Regions from separate parts of the Homo sapiens genome. Here region 1 is linked to region 2. Evidence: read pairs that join two places in POLR2A ChIA-PET (ENCODE). Cell type or tissue: GM12878. All regions are shown on one strand.

Region 1 (5,000 bases), 360 kb before region 2:
TTCCACCTTGCAAAATGCAGTTGCCACAGCAGTGTTAAATTCCTCTCTCTGCCTTAGCTCAGCACAACACTGCTGTGTACTCTTTGGGTCCCACCTTCCTGGACCATAGTCTGCAATGTTCCTCGAGACAGAAGCTCACCATTATGGGGCTCATCTTCATCTCCCTTTTGTTAGGGATTATAATCCTTTACTTCACATGTTGTGTTACATCTGAAAACAGTTGTGTCATTTTTTTTTTTTAGTTTTCAGTTAGTGATAGCAGGAGAGTTAGTCCAGTATCAGTTAATCTGTCATGGCCAGAAGCAGAAATCTTATAAAACATTTTGAATCATTATTTTTGAGAAATAAAGCTATAATACAGAACCATAGACTCTGTATGACAGTAGAGAAATAATCTTGTCCAACACACTTTTTCAGAAGATGAGAAAATACACAAGCTCAAGTGACTTGTAGTAGATTGCACTATGAGTTAGTCATAGTCTACATCTCAGGTTTTTGCCACTATTCTTTTCCCTATAGTAATCTTATGAAAAATGCTCCTGTGTTTGAAACATAATTTTAAACTGTCATTAAAAAATTTTTTAGAATTCTTATGATTTAAACATCCTCCCCACTCCTTTTTTCTTACATAAATACTATTATTAATCTTGCTGTTAACACAGGCATGAAGAAAGAATCATTTACAAGTATATTTTAGAATAATTGACATGCTGTGGAACTATATATTTCCACAGAAGACAGAAAAGAAAACAGTTCCTTTAATATAATTGGTTTTTTGTTTGTTTTTCCAGTTTATTTTCTTTGCTGTCTAAAAAACACAACAAAGTTCTGGAACAAGCCACACAGTCCTTGAGAGGTTCGCTGAGTTCTAATGATGTTCCTCTACCAGATTATGTAAGTAGTTACCTTATTCATCAATAAAAAATTTTCCTTTCAGCCAGGCACAGTAACTCCTGCCTGTAATCCCAGCACTTTGGGAGGCCGAGGCAGATGGATCACTTGGTCGGGAGTTCAAGACCAGCCTGGCCAACATGGTGAAACCCCATCTCTACTAAAAATGCAAAAATTAGCCGGGTGTGGTGGTGCACACCTGTAGTCCCAGCTATTTGGGAGGCCGAGGCAGGAGAATCACTTGAATCCGGGAGGCAGAGGTTGCAGTGAGCTGAGATCATGCCCCTGCACTGTAGCCTGGGTGACACAGTAAGACTCTGCATCTCAAAAAAATAATAAATAAATAAATTATTTCATTGTAAAATTTATAATAGCATTACCCCTCTCTTCTCAAGATTTTACTGTGCTGAAAATCTTTGCTGCCCAAGAAACCTCTAATATGCAAATAGAAGAATGATGTCTCAAATCAAGGGAACAAGTTGTAAATGATTGTTAACAAGTGGTTGAAGAAAATCAACCTTAAACCAATAATTTGTACATAATTAAGAATCTTTATATCTGAGTTGAGAAACCCACTCAAGCTAATAACACAAAAACAAAAGCAGGGATGATTTTATAGGAAGTATGCAAAGATTCCTTATTGAACTTAAGGGGAGCAAGTACACCTGGATTTCCCAGAGATCTGGAACCTAAAATTGAAAAGCCATTGGGTCCTGTTTTGGGGGTCATTTCGTTTCTGGTCTCTGCTTCCTTTTGCTTCTGCTTTATTCTGCTGCTGCTTTCTACCATCCAGGTTTATCTGTTTGCTTACTTGGACCTAAAATAGCAACCCCAGCCCTTCCTCTTCTTCCCTCCAACCTTGTGAGTGCAGTGCCTTTAGCTGTCTTAAAGTCTTAAAGTCCTCATTCTCAATTCCTGAGAAAGAGAATCTAATTGGCTCTGCTCTCATCAGGGTGTGACTCCAGTCTTACCAGACATGGTCAGAAGAGAGCAGCAGTAACATGTGGCCTTTGTTCCATCCACCTTAATGACGAAGAGTTTATTACCAACTGCTACGGTTGAATGTGCCATCCAAAACTCATGTTGAAACTTAATCCCCAGTGTGGCAGTATTGAGAAGTGGGACCTTGAATAGGTGATTGGATCCCTTATAAATGGATTAATGAATTCATGGATCAATAGATTAGTGAGTTAATGGATTAATAGGTTAGCATAGGAGGGGAACTAGTAGCTTTATAAGAAGAGGAAGAGAGACTTGAGCTAGCATGTTAGCATGCACTGTGTGATACCCTGCATCATCTTGGGATGCCACAGAGAGTCACCACTAGCAAGAAGGTTCTCACCAGCTGCATCTCCTTGACCATGGCCTTCCCAGCCTCCATAACTGTATAAATTCCTTTTTCTTTATAAATTACCTAGTTTCAGGTATTCTGTTCTAACCGACAGAAAATGCACTAAGACATCACCTGACCTTAGAGGATGCTGATGGAATAGAATAGAAACAGCACAGGGGTGAGCATAATATAATAATAGGAAAGAGAATGTGTTATAAATTTTCTTAAAGTAGTGTGACTACCTGTGACATTTCTTATATTTTGGAATATGGCTTTGATGAAGATGCTAAAAATTATCTTGCCATTAACCACAGGAGAAGTTCATCAAGTTCTAATAAGGACAGCTCTAAATCTCCAGACAACAACATAGTGGATTGGTATTTAGAAACTTTATTAGAGAACTCTTTAGTTCTGAGTTTGCAGTGATGATGCATACCAGACAGCTGTAGAGTTGCCTTGCTTCTTTCCTGTGGTTTGTTTCATTTCTAAATGGTTGTCCTGATATGAGACTGTGGGAACAGTACCCAGTCCAGATATCAGTCAATGATAAACAAAGATAGCTGTGTGCAGCCACAGCCTGACTGGTGCTAGTTTTTTCTCGTGTGTGTGTGGGTATGTGATGTCACAATCTGTCATCCCCTTAAGGTATTAAGTTTATAATTCCAAAATGTATCTTTTAAGATTTTCCTGTTAAGTTGAATGTTCTAATTTTTTAATTAGCATAACAGCTCGCTTAATTCTACACTTGCCATACCTGTGATAAGAAAAATATATCTAGTAACTGTTTAGAAACCCTATCGGGGCCAGGGTGGCAATGGGGAGTTGGGTTTACCAAAAACTTGAATTTGGGTCATCTGCAAATGTTTTGTTATTTATAAGCAATTATTATTTGATTTATGTAGTATTCCTGTGCCATTTACTCCACAAAAATGTGTTGAATATGTATAGTTCTGAAGTTCTGATGTTGCCTTAGTAGCATTCTTCTTTAATCAGAGATCTATAAAATTAATATTTGAGGAAATAGGTCATATTTACTGGTATTTGCCAACCATGGAGGTAATTATGCCATGATAGGACAATTTGAATTTGTAACAGTCCTGTGAATTCTGCTACTGAAGTTTACAGATTTTAGAGTCACTGATTGAATATTTTCTTCTTGTATAAAATTTTCACTAAGTAAAAATGAATTTCTTAAAGCATCTGCTTCTAGAAATAGTGGGAAAATTCCATTTGGAATCTGTCATTGACAATCCTTTTTTTTTTTTTTCTTAACATTTATGTGTATGAGACTTTGTAAATCACAACATTTTCCAAATGGGTTTATGAACTTGAATTTTGCTGCCTTTTCTCAGATTTAATTGAAGAGAATGGTTAGCACTGATTCAGTAGGAGAGATGACTGTGAATCACTCCTGATAGAGACCTGAAAGGTGATTAAACAAACAGCAGTAACCTTAAAAATAAGCACCGTTGTATGTTCTTTCATGATACTTCAATGTTTTGTTGGTCATTCCCATTGCTCAAAACACTGTTGTATAAGTGATTTACACATTTGAAACCATTTTCTCTTTTACATTAGTCATTAACTGGGAAAATGAACATGTTCCTTCCTTTTCTTTCACAGAAGTTTTACTTAAGTACCTTTGCCAGTAACCACATAAAATTCTGTGTCCTGGACTAATGCTTTAAACCACTTGTTGGTAAAAGATGAAAAAGGAAAATGAGAAGGTCTTAATGCAGCAGTGGATTCCTAGATGTGTACTTTTTTTTTTTTTTTTTGAGACAGAGTCTCACGACGTGTACTTTCTACACCAAGACTGAATGTACTGTATTAGCAGAGTTTGAATAAGTACTTAAAAATAAGGACATGTTTTTCTTCTCACTGTAGTACATAGAGTACTTTCAGTCTACCTAGAGATTTCTAAGTTTATTAAGAAAATGTTTATCCTCATTATACTGTATAATTCACAAATCAGTTGAGTAACAACATAGAAAGCTAATCGCAAGTTCCAAAAACATTAGTATTAGTACTTTAGTGCAACTATGTTGGTCTGAACATCTCTAGGGAAACCTGAAACCTTCAACTGAGTTCCAGATAATGAGGAAACTGCCCTGGCTGTTTAAGGGGAAATAAAACAAAAATTGTACTCAAGCCTGTGGGGGGAGAGAATGCCACTACAGGGGCAGTAAGGGAGTTTAAGAAAGCAAATAAAGTTCCATTGACTTGGCTTTGCTTTGGTGTTTGTATGATCAGGATTACATACAATTTAATTCAGTGACTAACAGGGACAGGAGAGAATTGTTAAAGGAGAATCTTTCAACAGATTTTTTTTTAATAAAAATGAACTGAACTTTCAGAGAAGTTTGGTCATATATAACCAAATATGGAACCTGAATATAGAAAATGAAACAAAGATAATAAATCAGTTATGAATGCTTTTTAAGCTATAACCATATGAATATTTATAACCAATGAGGAATATTGTTACTGTACCATATAAGCTTTGTTTCCCTAGTTCCTAACAATTTAACTTTTATTCTAGTTGCAACCATAAGGAACCAAATTATATTGCCCTGTGGTCATCAAATAACTTTGAATCTTTCTGTAGGACTGACTCTACCACCTAACTCCAAAATGTAGAGATTGGGTCTCACTATATTGCCCAGGCTGCTCTTGAACTCCTGGCCTCAAGTGATTGTCCTGCCTTGTCTTCCCAAGGTGCTAGGATTACAGGCATGAGCCACTGTGCCCTACAGATAGCTTGCTTCTAAACTGT
Region 2 (5,000 bases):
AGGACTCAGCCACACCTAGACTCTGGAGCAGTCAGAATCTGACCTGCATGTCACTCTGCACTCTGGCAACAGTCTGTGGTGGCTGCACATCTTGTCTGGAGGGAGACGGGGACCATGTGGGCACTGGGCTGCAGCCTCCGCCCTGGGACAAGTTTGCTTGAGTTCTGATGCCAGCTGGGCCCTGAACTACTCCTTGGGTTTGGGTGTGTCCCTTTTTAGGTGGACTTGAACCTTTCCCCAAGTATCCCTGATCTCCCTGGCCAACGACCCCTGACCATTCCACTGCTTCACTCTGCTCTGCCCCTAGACACTGAGGATTCTTGGATGCCAGTGACAGAAACCATCTCAGACTAGCTGAAGAGGCACACAGGCCTGGGCTGTCTTACATGGAAGGTGGGCCCTAGGACACAGCCTGTCCCCAGGGCTCAAACAGCAACCCCAGGGCTGGTCCTCCCTTCTCTCCCCTCTCTCCCTTGTCTGGGCTTTGACTTGCATGCTGACTGATTTTTCTGCTGCCACAGACAGGTTCTCCCTTTGCCATGGCTAAGATGGCGGTCAGCAGCACCTGGTCTCTCTCATAATGGTTCTTGAGCCAAAAGGAAGACAGAGCCCCCCCTCCCCAAATGTCAAACCCTCAAATCTCAGGGAAGGATTCTGACTGGCCCTGCTCATCACATGACTATCTCTCAGCCCAATCACTGTGGCTGTGGTGATGGGGTTCCCTGATTGGACAGAACCAGGTCATGTGGTCATTCTGCAGCTGGGGCAGGTGGGCTCAGTGACAGATCCCTGGACCACACGCAGAAATAACAGCTGCCCCCTGCAATCACAGGCCTTACCTAGGACCATCGGGTGGCTGTCACAGGTGCCTGACACTCTCCTGAGCATCATGTCAAATTCCCGATGTACTGGGTGATTGCTGCCCTTTCTGTCCCATCCAAAAGAATGAAGAGAGAGTGATATGATGAGGATTATCTTGAATCTGCTCTAATCAATGGACATGAAAATCAAGCCCCAAATGCCGATCCTTTAACTATTATTAATAAAAAATTACCAGACACATTCTCTGTGACTGATGGTTCATGACACTGTGGCTGGAAATGCTTTCTCCCCAGCAGTTGGCTCTAGACAAAGGGCACACACTGTGGCTGGGAACAGCCATCAGCCACTTCCAGCTAAATCTGGATCACTCTGGAGACATTTCCAAGTTTCCCAGGCTGTGAGCACCCAGCATATTTCTATTGGCAAAATCAGGTCAGGTAGGCTCAGCTCTGCTGATCCGTAGGAGGGGACAGGGAGGCGGGGGGATGGCGCTGGGTTGCAGCAGAGAGAAGCTGAGAAGTCAGGCTGATCCAGCAGGAATTCTGTCTCACACTTAGGCAGGCGCGAAGCCTTATTCTCAGGCAAGGGAGCCAGCACCTGCTGTGGCTGTGGCCTTGAAAAGCCCTCAGAAGAGGCTGGAAGTTTTCCTTTCAGCCTGAGCAGAGAGAGAAGGCTGGATTGTCTGACAGATGAAGAATACCAGTGGGACAAGCAGGAATTCCTCAAAGCAAGGTGTCACTGGACTCAGCCTCAGGGAGGACGTTAGTACCACTTGTCAGGTCAAGGGGCGTGAGGGGGCTGAAGTTCCCAGGCTCAAGGGCAGCCCTCAGTGATTACACACTTAGTAGCTGGTGCCCGTGCTGGCGCCCTGATCTTCTCTGCCGCCTGCCTGATGTTCATGTCACTGTCTCGCCATACCTCTACACAGCACTCTGCCTTTCTAGGCACTTCCTGCAGCTTTCCTGGCTCTGCCCCACACAGCAGCTCACTGGAGGATGAGGCTCCTTGATCTGCCTACCTTCTGAGGTTGACAGAGCTGGAACCCAGGTCTCTGATCCTGGGCCTGGTGCTCTTTGGACCCCCCAAGGCATCAAGTTTGAAAAGGTCATCATGCAGACATGACAGCCACCCACCCCTGCCTTACACTTCCCTCCAGGTCCTCAGAGGAGAGGGCTGAGTTGTTGTCTCTGCAGAATTCGGATATTCCCTGCCTGGCTGCCATCCTGCCCAGGAGAGAGGCCGAGGGCTTGGAGACAGGTGTTTGCCAGGCCTAGGCCCGGGCACAGGTGGTAGGTCTTATCCATGACATGAAGCTCTCTGTGGAAACAGAGTGGGGCTGTGCTCACTGAGGCCTCAGCCTGAGGAGCAGGCCAACCGCAAAATAAAAGGACAGCAAGACTGGCCAACTGCTGTGACTCTGTGTCCCCATCTATAAAATGGAAAGTCACCATGTGACTGTCAGGCCAGTCACCGTGCCTCTGCATCCTTATCTATAAAATGAAAGAGACCTTTGACCTGCACCCAGGTGACAGAGTGACGCAAACAGGTGTAATAACCCTTCCTAATCAGCAAAGGGTGACTGTGCCCATATTCTGCTATGTGAGAAACTGAAGCATAAGTTGGATGAATGTTGTATCCAAGGTTTCCTGTGGGAGGAACTGGGAGCTGGGGCCAGAATTCAGCTTATCCAGCTTTTTGGAGATTCCTAGAGTCTTCTCCACGGTTTCTGCCTGGACCAGGTTCTACTAAGAAGGTTGGGTCCCCAACCCTAGGCAGAAATGGCATCTGGGATCCCTCTGCTCTGGAAGCAGTTGGAAGCTGAAGAAATGACTTTTGAAACCCTACTTTCAATGAGTGGCCCAATTACTTCTGAAATTGTCCGGAAGACTGGCTTTAAAAATAGATGAATACACAGGCGTTACTAAGCTATTTATAGAATTTGAGAAAACCCCTTGAAATGCTCACAAAAAGATTTGACCTATAATGGGGATTCCAGAATGACTCGGCCTGAAGCTCACATCCACCCACAACTTTGAACTTTGCCACAGATGGTCTTTAAAAGTCATGTTAACATTTATGTGGCATTATCCCTCAAGGAAGCTGCAATGGGAGTGCACACATCCTTTATCTAAGCCGTATCCCAAAATGTCTACTGGACAACAGTTGAGGAACAGCCGGAGGCGGAGGGAGCCAGGATAGAGAAGGACACAAAGTCTAGGGAGCTTGGGGGAGACCAACGTTTGCGTCTGTGAAATGGTGATCCTGGCCTGTGCCTGCCTCTGGAGACCATATGGGGTTATAGACCAGGAAGTGACTGTTGTGCCTGCCATTTCTGCAGACGTGGATGGCAGCTGTTTGCACCGGGCTCTGTCTGAATGGGCCCCTCTCTCACAGTGTGCCATTCTGTGTGGTTCTGCCCCACTGGACTCAGTGAGGTCTGTTCTGAGCAGTGCCGGGGGTGGGGGTGGCCCTGAAGGAAGTGCTCAGACCTTCTCCATTCGTTCTGAGATCCGGTCTGAAGACTAGATGGGCCCCTTGTGTTGTTCCCAAGGAGGCTTGGGCCACCTGTGGGGATGGGTGAAGGGCAGTTGAGTGGGCAGACTCAAAGCTCCTGGATCCCAGGCAGAGGCCCTTTGCCAGGTCTGTTTCATGTGGTTGAGGACACGCCTGAGATTGAGTTTGGAAAAACAACTCTTCTGCTAAAAATACATGAAAATCACTAGTGTGTCAAGATATGCACAATGGGTTTGAATGCCAGACAGGCCTGGGTGAGGCACTCTGGTCCGACTCCCACTCAGCCCTTGGACCTGGGCAAGCCCCAGGTCTTCTACCGTCTCACGTTCCCCACCCAGAAAAGGGAAACACGGCTAAACACCGTGATGATGAAAATGCCTGGCCAGGGGAGCACCTCCGCAGATGCCTGCTCCTCCTGCTTCTTTGGTCTTACCAAGGACATGGGTGTGTGGGGGGTTATCCATGCCAGGTGTTATGGGGTAGCCTGGCTGACCTCCCACACCTTGGCCAGTGTATGGTGGGTGTTGGAGTCAGCAAGAGGGAAGGTATCTCTGCAGACAGGAGGGAGAACAGTAGGTGGCTACTGACATCAGGGGACTGAGGGTGGGGAATGTGATGGGCTGGCTGGAGATGGGGGCAGATGTTCCGGCTGGCCCTAGTTTTGCCTGCATGTTTTATTTCCTTGGCTAGACTGTAAGCCTCTTGGGTATCTTATTCCTCTTTTCCTCTCTTGAGTATCTGGCAGAGAGTACAAAACAGTACAAAACTGCCAGGTATAAAACAGCAGTGTGGGGACTCACGTTGACTTGATGTGTGAATGGAGGCCATCAAGATATTTCTGATGATGGGGATGCTGACTGTGAAATACTGGTAGAGTGGGGAAGAAAAATCCATCCTGTCACCATGCATACCAAGGTGCCCCACCTTCACCCCACGGTGCTTCTCTAACCAGAGCTGGGGACCCTCTTCCTCCGGCTGCTGAAAAGCTGGTGCACATGCACCTCCTTCAAGTCTCGGTCTACTTGTTTTCTCCTCCCAGAGGCCCTCTGCCTTCTCTAAGTAGGCCCTCCACTCTTGTGACATCCCTCACTGTGTTGTGTTGGCTCTTCTGTGTGGCCCCATCATAACTGGAAATGACACACCTGTAAGCTTATGCGTTCAGTGATTGCCTCTCCCACTCGGATTGCAAGTTCTGCAAGGGCAGAGAAACTCTGTCTGCTTTATTCGGCAATGTACCTGCTGCGTCTAGGCCCCTGGAGGCCCTCAGTGTGTATCTGTTAACTGAATAAATGGATGGGGGGCTCCAAGGCAGTGGCAACCCCAGGGAGGAAATAATCTGGGTGCACAGAGAGAGGTGGGCTTCTGGCCCCTATATTAATGGGGAAGTCCCTGGCTAGATCTGAGCTTGGCCAGAGAAGGCATGAAAATGAAATTACTCTGGCTTTGGGCTATTATAGAAGTTCCCCAGGAGAAAGGGTGGCATCTAGGATGGGAAGTTCATTCTGTCCTTATTCAGGTGTCCACTCACGATGTTAACAAATACGTCCCATGCCAGTGTCCCCAGATAAAAATACAAGAAAGGACTGATTCCTCACCAACATGGGATCCAGTAGGACCCAAGAGGGAAGAGGAGCACAGAGATCCAAATGCTCTAGTGAAAGACC

The links. ChIA-PET counts read pairs that join two places held together with the same protein. Peaks named below come from ENCODE experiments on the same cell type or tissue, not always from the same donor. Only the 100,000 strongest peaks of a DNase experiment are listed, where the experiment ranks them.
Region 1: POLR2A ChIA-PET joins it to region 2 with 5 read pairs; 1 of 35 experiments calls an interaction of 5 or more read pairs at or near these places.

The regions. Positions count from the first base shown.
Region 1 is chr18:49,159,579-49,164,578 of GRCh38, reverse strand. It overlaps DYM (dymeclin), which reads left to right. Exons shown (of 18, transcript NM_001353214.3): 15 at 792-894. Among named protein-coding and RNA genes, the nearest start is that of MIR4744, 110 kb to the right of the region's middle. RefSeq lists a silencer at 2,672-2,731. In GM12878, a CTCF peak has its summit at 1,874; DNase peaks (open chromatin) are centred at 1,998, 2,138 and 2,718; H3K4me3 peaks cover 517 bases; H3K27ac peaks cover 2,491 bases.
Region 2 is chr18:48,799,391-48,804,390 of GRCh38, reverse strand. All of the region lies in intron 9 of CTIF (cap binding complex dependent translation initiation factor), which reads right to left. Among named protein-coding and RNA genes, the nearest start is that of CTIF-AS1, 40 kb to the left of the region's middle. RefSeq lists an enhancer at 2,659-3,098. In GM12878, no CTCF peak of the experiment used is centred here; a DNase peak (open chromatin) is centred at 2,830; H3K4me3 peaks cover 706 bases; H3K27ac peaks cover 3,693 bases.